Regions from separate parts of the Homo sapiens genome. Here region 1 is linked to region 2. The links are chromatin contacts, found by Hi-C or POLR2A ChIA-PET in ENCODE. All regions are on one chromosome and are shown on one strand. The core of a region is the stretch at or near the end of the contact, and the rest is flanking DNA. Distances in the headings are between cores, read along the strand shown. Region 1 overlaps LOC105369912 (a long non-coding RNA gene). Region 2 overlaps PLEKHG7 (pleckstrin homology and RhoGEF domain containing G7).

Region 1 (7,118 bases), core at 4,271-6,770, 1.2 Mb before region 2:
GGTGGCACATGCCTGTAATCCCAGCCACTTGGGATGATGAGGTAGGAGAATTGCTTGAACCCAGGAAGTGAAGGTTGCTGTGAGCTGAGATCACGCCACTGCACTCCAGCCTGGGCAACAAGAGCAAAACTCTGTCTCAAAAAAAAAAAAAAAAAACAAAAAAGAAGAAGAAGAAATATAACTAAACTAATTAAGAGGTGGTTTGGTAGTGGGTAAAAGAGCTCTAAAGTCTAGATTTGGGGTCAGATAACCTTGGTTTATAGTCTCTCTCTCTCTCTCACCAACTAACTGGGTGAATTTGGACCCAGTATTTAGTTTCTCTGAGCTCCAGTTTCTTCAAATAAGGGGATTTAAAATTCCTTTCTGGTTCTACAATTCTATGATAAAATATCAATTCAAGTGAATTCACATTTTTCAAGGGAAAATCCCCAAGTCCGTACCTGCAAGACCCTCTGGTCACCAGAGGTTCATATGCTATCCTCTGCCATGCACAGAGCTCTCCAGCCTCTTCTCTTCTCATTGTCTGGGTCCTCTTCTCCCATCTCCATCTGTCTAAATGTCATCATCATCCTCCAAGTTCAATGTAGAGATCTTCTCTGAAGTCCAAGAGCACTTGCTGTCTACAGCTTGACTAGTTGGACAAGGCCATGTCTTTTGGAGCAGGAAATGAGTGAGTTTGCCACTGCACTATCAAGAATTTTTTTCTTAGTAAATATTGATTGATTGCTAACATGAAATAGTCAATCTGTAATGGCAGGATTAAGAATTCAGCAACATAGCCTAGTATAATAATTATTTGAGAAGCCAACATATCCCTACATCCTCCTCAATTATGTATATAAGATTAGCCTTGGCAGCCCTGTATCCAGGTACGTGTATCAGAGTGCTTTTAACATCCCCAGAACAGTGGGAGAGACTCAGCTCTGTTCACCAAATCACCATTCAGCTTAACATTCACTGAGCACCAGCTTGGTGTCAGGCACTGTGCTAAGTGCTTTACACAAATCATCCCACGTGACCCTCACAATCACTGCATGAGATAGTGAGTGTTATTGTCCCTGCTTTATAGATGAAGAAACAAAAGTTCAGAGGAGTTAAATAACTTGCCCAAGGTCACTAACTACCTTGAGTACTCAAAGCAGTTAGTGACCTTAGTTACTCATAGTAATTGAATATGATTAGTTACAGTAGTTGAAGGCAAGAACCAAATCCGGGCTGTCTGATGCTAGAAACTGAGTCTTACCTAAGGCACCAGACAGCTCCTTACAGTAGGCACACAGACTTCTCCCTCCTGTGGCCTGGAGTCCGGGAAGAGAAACGGGTTGGCAAATAGGTCGTCTGAATACCTCCAGATAGTGTAAGAGTAGGCACAAGATGGGCCAAGGGAAGGCTTGGCCAAGGTAGGCCAAGGGATAGTATAAGGGTAAGCACACAGCAGGGCCAAGGGAAGCCTCCTGAGAAGAACTGGTATCTATATGGAGTTTCCCAAAATGACCCAAGTAAGCCAGAAGAAGCAAGGTGTTCTCCAAGCAAAGGAAACAGCAGAAGCCAAGAAGCAACTGATAAGAGGGGAGAACATGGCTTGTTTATATCAATGCAAGCAGTTTAGCATGACTGCAGGACAGAGGGTAGGGAGAGGAGTAAGGCTGGGGCGGTAGACAGGGGTCATAGTAAAAATGGCCTCATATGCTCATGTAAGACATTTGGGCTTTGTGTGAGAGTAGTGGTGGCCACTGAAGGACTTTAAGCAGAAAAATGATATGATCGATTTCTGCATTAGAAAGATCATTAAGTTTGCTGTGTAGAAAAATGGATGTAGCAGCCACCTTCTTCCTTCCTAACAGAACTCCCAGCTTGTTTAGAAATCCCCCTCTTCTGGGTGGCCAAATGCATTAGGGGGGTTTCCTTGAGGGCTTCTAGAAAGGTTTCCTCCTGTATAAGTGAAGCACACAAGAAGAGATGGACTTTTCTACCTCTGGACTTTGTAGAGACCGGATATGACACCAGGAATGGATGTGGTTATCAATCTACCAGCCTGATGAAGTTACCACATGGGTGAGTTTAAGGTTAAGAGGTGCAGAAAGAAGTAGGGCCAGAGCCTTGGTGGGCTGTTCTGGAGCCTGCCCCTACGAGGAACCTGTGGTTATGTGCAACAGCAAGCCAATTTTAGTCACAGTTTTCTCATAGCCAACAGCATCCTGACTGACATTTCAGTCAGGCCAGAGGCAGGGGGACTGGTGAGGCAGCCATTGTGGTAATCCAAGCAAATAGGATGGTGAATTGGCCTCAGGCAGTGGCCATGGGAATGAAGAGGAGTAGGCAGATCCAGGAGACAGGGGAAGGCTCCATAAAACATGGTGCTTGATAAGGACGTGGGATGATGAGACAGGGTGGAGTTTAGGAATTCCCTCAATCACATTTTCCTCTTGACTTCCATGATGAATTCAGATGTATTCTTGTAATACAGAGCCTTTTTTCAATGTCAGTTTAGACTCAAGAAGCTCTGCTGCTCCCTCCAAGAAGTCTCCAACTGAGACTGCAATGCCACAGGGACAAACCTCCCAGGGGAGAGTGGTAAAAAGAAAGATGCCAGCAGCAGGCTCTCCCTTTGTTTCCATCCAGTTCCTTTTCTTTTCTGTGTTTTTGAGCAGTCGTCGCAGTTTAATTCTGAATTTATCTTATTAGCCCATTCTGGGCTGAAAAGATATCCTCCCACCTACTGACCTCTTTGGAGACTATCTCATGAGTCCAATCCTGAAGAAAGCACCATATCCCAAGGCCTAAAAACCAATAGCTCCGGTTTTCAATCCAGGGCTAGGTCCTGTCTAGGTCCAGGCAGAACACCAGGGCTGGAATTTCTTTCACAGTCTTTGCTGTTTCTTTCACGCAACACTATCTTCAGTGGAGTCTGTGTCTTTCATTTCCCAGGTCGGGGCTCTCTTTTGTCATTGCTGCCATAGGAAAGCCTTAAGGGAAGGCTCGCTGCTACCACATAAAAGCGCACCATTGTCTTGCGGCTGGAGACATCCCACCTGCCTTTACAGATCCACTCTCCACCTTTCTCTCCCTGTGTAGGATGCATGAGGCTAACGCATGAGGTATCAATAGGCTCATTTCCCTGCAGCTTCCAGTTGGGCTGGGCCAATTGCAAGCAGGAGATCAGAGAGAGACAGTACATGGAAGCAAGGGTCTTGATTCCTTTAGCAACTCCATTTGGGGATTCTGCAGATGGGCTGCATTCCTTATACAAAGATCCTAGCGCCTTTAAGGCAAGCTTCTACCCACAGCCCTCTTAATCTTGGGATTTCAGTAACTGCTCTCTCCCCTTGCTCCTTCAGGCCTAGGGTGGAGAGCTGTACCTAGCTATTCATGAACAACTACACTCTCCCTTGTGGCTTCTCTATACCCTGCCCATAACTTTGAAAACAATTCCTTTATTTAACTGTACTCAAAGTATCCCGATTTGAGTATACCATCTCTTTCCTGCAAGATCCTGGCTACTCCCAGCCAGTCCAAGGGCTTTGGAAGTCATCAGTCATCTTATCTTTTTCCATTGACCTTTCACATCTCATCCAATGTTTTTCATTGTGATTGTTTAGGGAATTTGAAAAGACAAGACTAAATATGTAAGGAGCATGATGAAAATCTGACCCCAAGAAGGAGCATGGGAAGGAAGCTTGATTGGAAGCATTCTAGACTGCTAGGCAATCTAGAAGAGATTTGGCAAGGCTGCTGGGGAGTTCTCATGCCAACATCAGCCATCAGAGGAGTCTTTTGTTTCCCAGGAATGGGCCCGCTTTAGTATTCCTGCTATGCTCAGTCACTGGGAGCAACCCACTGGAAGTGTGGCCTCGGTGCAAATATAACAATAGATTTCAGAGCACAGCTACTTCCCTGTGGTTGGAAGTCTGTGAGACACATTCTCACGGCTACTATATTCATGCCATAAACATTTTTAGCACCACTCCTACCTCCTATCACTAACACTCTATTTTTACCTTGCTGTAGCTATTTCTTCCTCAAAGAGGGTTGTATTAAAGTTCCAAATGTGATTTCTCAGTTACAGGGTGATATCAGGATACCCCACTGTGGGAAGGTTGGCCGGCCGTCTCCCAAATGGCCTGACAGTGTATCATTTATTACCTTACAAATTTACAATCATCAGTAGTTGGATAATTAGACTGGTGAGCTCAGACCTGACTTTGTCAACACATCATGCCATGCGTCTCTCAGGGCAGGCTCATGCTAATTACATTCAAAAGGCTGATATAAAACATCAGAATGCCAAGTTATTCACTTCTCGTAAGAAACCATCTTTAGAAGGACAAGAATATCCGAAGTTTCTAGGATCAATACATTCTTTCCCTGTAGGAGCTAAACAGTAATCAGGAGATTACTTGTTGAGTGTGACATCAGATCAAAGAGAATTGGATAAGCCAAAGGTATGCAGTAGCAAAGTAAGCTACTCAGTACATCTTTCATGTCACACAGAGATAGTCTTACAGACAGAATGTGAAGGCACAAACACAAGAGCTATTATACCCCTCTAGATACATTTACCCACTAGGAGTGGCATTGCACCCCCAAAATCCATTGGCTAAGGCTTCTTTTCCATTGGGAAGTGTTTGAATGAGCACCACCAATATTTGTCTCTGTGTCTGTCTTTTTTCTCTGTTTCCACAGTTGCCCATCCCAACCACTGCCTCCCCTTGCACCACCATCCTCCCACTCCCAGCTAGTCCAAGGGCTTTGGAAGTCATCCTGTCTTTTTCCGTTGATCTTTCACATTTAGTCCAATACTACAGTTATTACAGTTAAGCACTTAAAAAGTCAGTCCTGTTTCCCCCATTTCCAAATTTTGGAGGCCCTTAAACACGAACAATAGTCAAATACTATCAACAAAGTTCAGTTTTCTTTTCAGGGCCTTGAGCTGAAAAAAGGAGCCTCACGATATATTCCTGGGTTCACTTGGTTTTCATCCCTGGTAAAACATACCCTTCAACTGTGTTTCCTTTCACCACAAATGGAGTCTGAATGGTTGCTTTTGCCAGGGCCATGGTGAGAAGAGCAGAAGAGCCATCTGCAAACCCTAGCCCTCTCCAATTGGCTGCCTGTTGGAAGGGGAAGTGTAGTTGACCACCTCTAGCTATACACAAAGCCAAGTAATTCTGCAGGCAAACTTCTGTCTCCATGGAGCCTGCCCAGCCACCCTCGCAAGTAGAGAAATTCCTTCTTTCAGTTTGGAAAATGGTCCCAGCTATGATGCCAAACTCTCCTGAGTCATATGTAAATGTAGAAACACATACTCTGTGGTCTTCCTCTGGTCAGACTGTCCTCCTTGGCCTTAGCTTACATTGCTCTGGTAATGTCCTTAATACACTTCACCAGACTACTAGGCAACCAATTGGTTAATACCGTGCAACGAATTCTCCCATTCCACTTTGTGAGAAGGCAGCAAATGAGCCTTGCCGCCATGTCCCAGCATGGTATTTACATGCTTATTACAAGTCCACATGGCCAGTTGGAGGGGCATTTCCCAGCCCCTTGTCTTTGCCTTCTCAGACTAAGAACCAGAGAAGCCGCAAGACTCATTTGTTTTTGGTCAAATGTGGGTAGGGCACGGATTAAATCCTGAGAGTCAGGAAACCCAATTTTCAGGCTGATTTTGTCCTGGACAAACTCAGTAGCTCTCAACAAAACACTTAATCCTTCTGGAATGCAGTTGCCTCCTCCTTTTAAAATAGTAATGTACCATTTGGCCTCACTCACCTCTAGGAACGCTTAAGAGGTAAAAATGTGATAATGGATGTGAAAGTGCCACAAGAGATGTAGAAGATATATAAGGAGCTCTGCCAACCAAAGGACTGCATTTGATACAGTACTTTTTCAAACAAAACAAAAACGTCTCTGCAAGCTGGGGGAATACTTGTGTTTAACCCAAGAAGGAGCCTTCAGCAGATCTCAGCAAATCAAAATAGAATATTCCCATTGAAGAACTCCCTGGGTTTCCTCTGGCCTCACATAACACAGCAATATGCCGGGGCTCTGCGACTTCATTTATTTGGCTCACCCATGCCTCTAGCATCTCCTAAGATGCTTAGAACTTAACTGAGAATACTTTAAGTCACAATCAAAAAGGGTAAGGAGAGGTATATTAGTTAAAACTTTTTTTTTTTTCAGAGACAGGGTCTCACCATGTTTCCCAGGCTGGTTTCGAACTCCTGAACTCAAGTGATCCACCCACCAATGCCTCCCAAAGTGCTGGGATTACAGGTGTGAACCACAGCACCCAGCCAGTTAGAACTTTTTTTGATTTCTATGCATGGAAACCCATCTTTAAATAATTTAGTCAGGCAATGGGAATTTATTGGAGGTGGATTCTCATAACTGCGGGAAGATGTGAAGTGCAGCTGGACTATGAGGACAACTGAATTGGGAACTTACATTCTCTGCCAGTAGAATTTCTCCCCATCTCTCATCTGCCACTCCATGCTTCATTCTCTTAAAATGATCTCTTTAACAGGTAGGTCACATGGTCACATTTAGATTCCAGGCCTCAGAGCCCACATCTTCACCTCCAAAATGAAACCAGCTCTCTTTTCTTAGTTCCAGTTTGAAAAGTTCTGGGGAACAATCGTGGTTAATTTGGTTTGTCTCAGATGGCCACTCCAGGACCAATGAACCATGCCCAAAGGAGCAAATTACTGCAACTGGTCAAATTAAGCCAGGTTCCACCCCTGATCCAATGGCTGGAAGTAGATTAGGAGCTAGGGTCAATAGTCCAGACATGGCCACAAGGGACAACTCTGTGATTTACAGTCCTTCTGTAACTATAATAGGTTCATTGCCTGATGCACAGTGAGTCAGCATACTGAGACACTGGGGGTTGCAGCAGAGAAAGAGTTTAATAATCATAGGACAGCTAAAGGAGAAGATGAGAAAAAACCTCAAATCCATCTCCGCAAGAGGTTTGGGGATACTGTTTCTAAGGAGTCTGTACAGGTGATGGACTAACGTGTAGGGATTGTTGATCTGTTGAGAAGTGAAGGGTGAAGTCACGGGACAGGCAGCGTATTGAAGAAACCGCATTCCTATGCTGAATTGGTTCCTTGGTGAGG
Region 2 (6,457 bases), core at 2,949-5,448:
CCTGCTGTGGGGAACAGCTGTGGCTGCCAGCGTGCACTGGTATTCAGGGTCAAAGTGAAAACACCAAACTCCTCCAGGTAACAATTGGCAAGAAGCATCCGTGGTAAATAATTTAGAGAAGGATCCAGGCAGGGATGTTGGAAGCATTTGTATTTCAGAAAACTTCAGAAGAGACAAAAAGAATGGCTTGACATTATAAAAGTAAAGCTGTAAGTTTTCCTTTCATCTCTCTATTGACTTCATTTTTCAGGTCCGTTAGGGAAGGCAAATAACACTTCCATTGAGAGAGATTGGACATAAAAGGCCTTTTTATTGATAAGTCTAGATCAATAGAGGCTACTTTTGCTTTATAATAAGTATCCAATATGCTTAGGGGAACTGTGAAAGGATTCAAGGGCCCCAGATGAAAATATGTCCTGTCGCTTGAGCAAGGGAGGTTGAGGCTGCAGTGAGCCATGATGGTGCCACTGCATTCCAGCCTGGGTGACAGAGTGAGACCCTGTTCCAAAATAATAAAATAAAATAATAAAATAAAATAAAATAAAATAAAATAATAAAATAAAATAATAAAATAAAATAAAATATAAAATAAAATATAAAATAAAATAAAATATAAAATAAAATAAATAAAATAAAATAAAATAAATGAAATAAAATAAAATAAAATAAAAAATAAAATAAAATAAAATAAAATAAAATATCCTAATAAATTTGTCTTAGTGGGATGCAGCATTAGGATGGGGCAACCAGAATTCTTGGAACCTCAGGAAATTTACTTACCCTTTCTAAAAATTATCAGTAAAATGTTGATAACAAGAGTAACTACCTCATTAGGTTGGTGAGAGGTTTTAATGAGATAATTCTCACAAAGTGCTTAGAACAGAGCCTGGCACATCTCAAACACTCAGTCCATGGCAGCTAGAGTTCTTAGCCATTGTTAGTTGTGCCACACGAAGAGACTTGGTACGAAGTTCCCAGTTTCTTCCTCTGCATCGTTTTGTTTCTAAAATAGTAAGCAGGAGGATTGCTTGAACTTAGGAGTTTGAGACAAGCTGGGCAACCTAGCGAGACCCCATCTCCATAAAAATTAGAAAATTAGTCAGGTGTGGTGGCACATGTTTGTAGTCCCAGCTATGTGGGAGGCTGAGGTGTGAGGGTCACCTGAGCCCAGGAGTCTGAGGTTGCAGTGAGCTGTGATTGTACCACTGCACTCTAGCCTGGGTGACAGAGTCAGACTCTGTCTCAATAAATAAATAAATACATAAATAAATTAATTAATTAAAAAACAAACAGTAGGAAGAATTCTAATCCCATTAATGTACACCAGGATAAAGTACATACATTCATAAAGCTTAGCCTCATGTGGTGTGGAGGGTAAATTTATCCCACTGCATTTATAGGTCGATTTCAGGCAGCCCATAACATGGCATAGGTTTACGTTCTCCAAGAACGTTGTTTACAACAGAACATTGTAGGAGATTCAACATTGGGTTCAGACAGGTCTGAATTCAATCCTACCTCTGCCCTAGAACAACCATATCTTTCAGCATGTTGCCTAATTTGTCTAAACTCCTGAAAAACGGGAACAATATCAAATTCTGCAGAGTTAGTGTGTAGACAAGAAGAGGATGGATGACCAGCATGTAGCACAGTGTCTAGGCCATAGCAAGGGCTCAAACACTAGTCACCTTGGGTATCTGCGAGTCTCTCCCTGACCTCTCACCTTTGTTTCATGAGGCTAATAGTTCCATGGTGATGGGTCATAGCCCCAAGGAATTGGAAATAGTTCTGATATGAAGAGCACTGGATTTTTTTGCCTGAAAATCTTGCTATGGTTCTTTCTTTGCCACCTATTGGCTATGTGGCCTTGCAAATGTCATCTAACCTCTCTGAGCCTCAGGGACACAAAGGAACAATGTAATCAACTTTACAGGTTTGTGTTCCGAATTAAGAGATGTTTGAGAAAGTGTCTGGTGAAGTATTATGCGTTATAAAAGCATCATGTGAGCTGGGTGCGGTGGCTCACGTCTGTAATCCCAGCACTGTGGGAGGCTGAGGCAGGTGGATCACTTGAGGTTAGGAGTTCAAGACCAGCCTGGCCAACATAGTGAAGCCCCGTCTCTACCGAAAATATAAAAAATTTGCCAGGCACGGTGGCAGGCACCTGTAGTTCCAGCTACTCTGGAGACTGAGGCAGAAGAATCGCTTGAACCTGGGAGACGGAGGTTGCAGCGAGCTGAGATTGTGCCACCGCACTCCAGCCTGGGTGAGAAAACAAAACTCTGTCTCAAAAAAAAAAAAAAGCATCATGTGTTATAACAGCACTTATCCTCTACTACCTTTCCCAAAATATCCCTGGATGTCACACACATTTTTATTCATATACAATTGTACATATTTATGGGGCACACATGATATTTTGATACATGTGTACAATGTGTAATGATGAAATCAGGGTATTTAGGATAGCCATAACCATAATTATTAACATCATTTCTTTATGTTGAGAACATTTCAAATCTTCTAGTTATTTTGAAACACACAATAAATTATTGTTAACTATAGTCACCCTAGTGGGTTATCATGCACTAGAACTTACTCCTTCTATAACTGTATGTTTGCACCCATCAACCGACCTCTCTTCATCCCCTTCTCCCCTCTTCCCAGCCTCTGGTAACCATCATCCTACTCTCTATCTCCATGAGACTAACTTTTTTAGCTCCCACATACAAGTGAGAACATGCAATATCTGTCTTTCTGTGCTTGGCTTATTTCACTTAATGACCTCTAGTTTTATCTGTAAGTGACAAGATTTCATTCTTTTTTCTGGCTGAATAATAGTCTACTGCACAGATATGTTACATTTTCTTTACCTAATCATCTGTTGATGAACACTAGATTGATTCTATATTTTGGCTACTGTAAATAGTGCTGCAATAAGCATGGGAGGAGCAGGTATTCCTTTGATACACTGATTTATTTCTTTTGGCTAAACACCTAGTGGTGGGATTGCTGGATAATGGTAGTTTTATTTTTAGTTTTCTGAGAAACCTCCATTTTGTTTACTATAACAACTGCACTAATTTACATACCTGCCAACAGTGTACAAAAGTTCCCTTTTCTCTATATCCTTGCCAGCATCTCTTATTTTATTTTATCTTTTTAAATAGCAGCCATTTTAACTGGGGTAAGATGATATCTTAGTAGTCATTTTAACTGGGGTAAGATGATATCTCATTGTGGTTTTGATTTGCATTTCCTTGACGATTAGTGATGTTGAGATTTTTTTTTTTTCATATACCTGTTGGCCATTTGTATGTTTCATTTTGGGAAATGTCAACTCAGATTCTTTTCTCACTTTGTAATGGGATTTATTTTTTTGATCTTCAAGTTCCTTGTATATTCTAGGTATTAGTCCCCTGTCAAATGAATAGTTTGCAAATATTTTCTCCCATTCTGCAGATTGCCTCTTTACTCTGTTGTTTCTTCTGCTGTGCAGGAGCCGTTTAGTTTAATATAGTACTATTTGTCTATTTTTGTTTTTGTTGCCTATGCTTTTGAAGTCTTAGCCCTAAAATATTTGTGTAGACCAATGTCCTCAAGTGCTTCTTTTATGTTTTCTTCTACCAGTTTTATAGTTTCAGGCCTTACACTTAAATCTTTAATTCATTTTTATTTGATTTTTACATATGGTGAGAGATAGGGGTCTACTTTCATTCTTCTGCATCGAGATATTCAGTTTTCCTAATGCTATTTACTCAAGAGAGTGTTGTTTCTCCAATGTATGTTTTTGGTGCCTTTGTCAAAAATCATCTGGCTTTGAATATATGTATATAGGATTTTCCAAAGTTATTTGAAAACAATAGTTGGACCTTGTTAAATTAATCTCTTTCCCAGCTTGGAAGGGAGAGAAAGGAACCTGGATTCTCCCAGTTTGGGGGCCTAGCTAAGAGTGTAATCCATCAGCTTCTAGGGGAAACATTTGCAATATGATTATTCATGCATTTGGAAATCTAATGAGCTATCACCTTTCAGTTTGAGTAGCAAAAAAAACACTAAAGGGCTGAAGCTACAAAAATATGGCCAAGTCTCTTCCCTAAGATTATTCCCCTTTTCTCGTCCTTGGCACACCCAGGCTTCCTGGCATATCAAGGCTGGGGCGGAAGCCCACTGATTCACAGCTGAGTCATTGGGAACCATGGGAGCCTTTCCTCCCAAGCCTCTGAGGTCATGCTCTGGCAGGGGCTTCTCGCAGCTGCAGGGAAGAGCTGGTTTTCTGGAAAGGCTTGGACCATTTTCTCTGGATGATCCAAAAGGGCTCTGGCACAGGACTGAAAAGGTTCAGTTCAGACTAAAGAAATATCAAAGCAGGGACCAACAGAATTAGAGAAGTCAGGGGAGATAGGTTTTAGGCTTGGCTACTAGAAAATGCTGAAGGACCCTGGCAGAAAATTCTTCTTTTAATGCTGTGGGACCCAGAGCTGCCATATTGGCACAGCTCCAGAGGCAACATTGACATTGTGCTTTATACTCTAATCAAGGGGGCAGCATTCATGTAGAATACAGTGTAAATGATGTCCCAAGTTTCTATGCTGGAACTAACTCCTGCAAGAGCCAAACTTCTAAGTCACAAAGCTCAGGTTCTTACTATATAGTTTTCTCCTTACAATGTACCAATTTCTACCGCAAATAGCATAATGAACCAAGAAAACATTTTTAAGCCCCAGCCAACATTTCAGGAGGGATATTAGATAATATAATCTTTCCAGATGTGCACCATTTAATATTCCTAAGTGTGCAGTGGACAATGTATTTATGAGGAAAGCAGATTTGTAGTTAAAACATATTATTGATCATTTTGTTTTCTTCTTTCCCATTTAATTTAGATATAATCATTCCCAGTACATGTGACACCCAAAAAGCATCAGCAAAAATACAAAAGAAAAGAAAATGATACTTTACTTTTAAATAAATTCCAAAGTCATCTCTCTGCCTCAGGCTCTCAAGATAAAAGATAGCAGCTGAATAGTTCAGGCAGTAGGTCTGGTGGCTCTGACAGAGACTCCCTCGGAAATACTGCAAGAAAGGAAGAGCAGAAGGAGGATGAACACAAGTTAAGGAGAGCATTGAGCCCTGAAAGAGTGTTTCTCCTCACTTTTATCATTAACTAGAACAGGGAAAAGTGGAGGAGTCGCCATGATCAAGCAGGCGCCACAACTGCATGGAAATACAAAGGTAATCTCCACATAAACATTCTTTTAACAGAATATCGTACTCTCATAATAAACAGTTGACACCTGAATAAATAGTCTTTTTCTCCCTATACTTAAAGAAAATTCTATTTAGGCTGTCTTGATTTAATTCACCCTTTTACTTCTGTTTAAGCTTTCTTCAGGTGCCACACCCTCCAGGACACCCAGTAACAAATACTGCCTTTGATTTGGGTGACCCTGTTGGTTAATGTTAAGCTTGTATTGATAGTAAGTGATTAAAGTAAGGACACTTAACTTTTCATCTGATATGTCTCAAAAATTTCCATGCATTTAATTTTGCTGGCTTCTAAACATGTAGAAATTTTGGACATCTTGGCTGGGCGCAGTGGCTCACGCCTGTAATCCTAGCACTTTAAGAGGTGAGGCAGGCGGATTGCCTGAGCTCAGGAGTTCGAGACTAGCCTGTGCAACACATTGAAACCCCGTCTCTAATAAAAAATACAAAAAATTAGCTGGGCATGGCAGCATGGGCCTGTAGTCCTAGCTATCTGGGAGGCTGAGGCAGGATAATTGCTTGAACCCAGGAGGTGGAAGTTGCAGTGAGCTGAGATCGCGCCATTGCACTCCAGCCTGAGTGACAGAGGGAGACTCCATCTCCATATCCAAAAACAAAAAAAAAAAAAAGAAATTTGGGACATCTCTACTCAGCATACTGTATCTAGTAGCATGCGCTTTATCTTACTCAATCTAATGCTTGTCTTCCCTTTTCTTCGTTATTTTTATTTAATGTCTTAAACTTGCTATAATGACTACACATTTGTAAGCCACCTAAAATTGTTTTTAGAATAAGGCAAATTGTTAATTTATATATACATATATTCATACATATAATGGGTAAACTGAGCACACTGAACTACATGCCACCATCTCAATTAAGCGTCTTTCTTGGGAATGATGGTTATTCTTTTTCTCTTCAGCAATTCTTCTGGCTCGTTACTGGAAGGCACTCTCTTCAGGATTCCATAGTGTCTACCATGTTGCTAAGCTTATGTGTCCATTGATAGGTTTATTGATTAATATAATAACTCATGGGCTGCATTAAGGAATTTCCAATCGTATCCCAATGTGGTGAAATTGGAGAAGGAAAACACACTTACTCGTGAGTAGAGAAAGCAGACCCAGTCTGAAAAACCACTAGCAGAAGTGACAGTAACAAAGTCAGAGATGGTGAAACCTAGAAAAAT

The links. Hi-C counts contacts between places; a loop is a spot of excess contacts on that map. ChIA-PET counts read pairs that join two places held with the same protein, here RNA polymerase II (POLR2A).
Region 1: a map with no recorded cell type shows a loop between it and region 2 (4-fold over the local background). The contact joins two enhancer-like sites. A Hi-C loop is called at or near these places in 1 of 37 single-sample maps with no recorded cell type. POLR2A ChIA-PET finds 5 or more read pairs at or near these places in 1 of 52 experiments (OCI-LY7).

The regions. Positions count from the first base shown.
Region 1 is chr12:93,971,198-93,978,315 of GRCh38, reverse strand. The region is part of intron 2 of LOC105369912 (a long non-coding RNA gene); the gene reads left to right. Among named protein-coding and RNA genes, the nearest start is that of PLXNC1, 170 kb to the left of the region's middle. Within about 2 kb of position 5,520, at least 2 of the 41 ENCODE cell types and tissues checked have a DNase peak (open chromatin) inside an H3K27ac peak, as active enhancers do.
Region 2 is chr12:92,744,097-92,750,553 of GRCh38, reverse strand. PLEKHG7 (pleckstrin homology and RhoGEF domain containing G7) reads right to left here. Exons shown (of 17, transcript NM_001377329.1): 10 at 4,963-5,076. Among named protein-coding and RNA genes, the nearest start is that of PLEKHG7, 44 kb to the right of the region's middle. RefSeq lists an enhancer at 3,611-4,810. Within about 2 kb of position 4,198, at least 10 of the 41 ENCODE cell types and tissues checked have a DNase peak (open chromatin) inside an H3K27ac peak, as active enhancers do.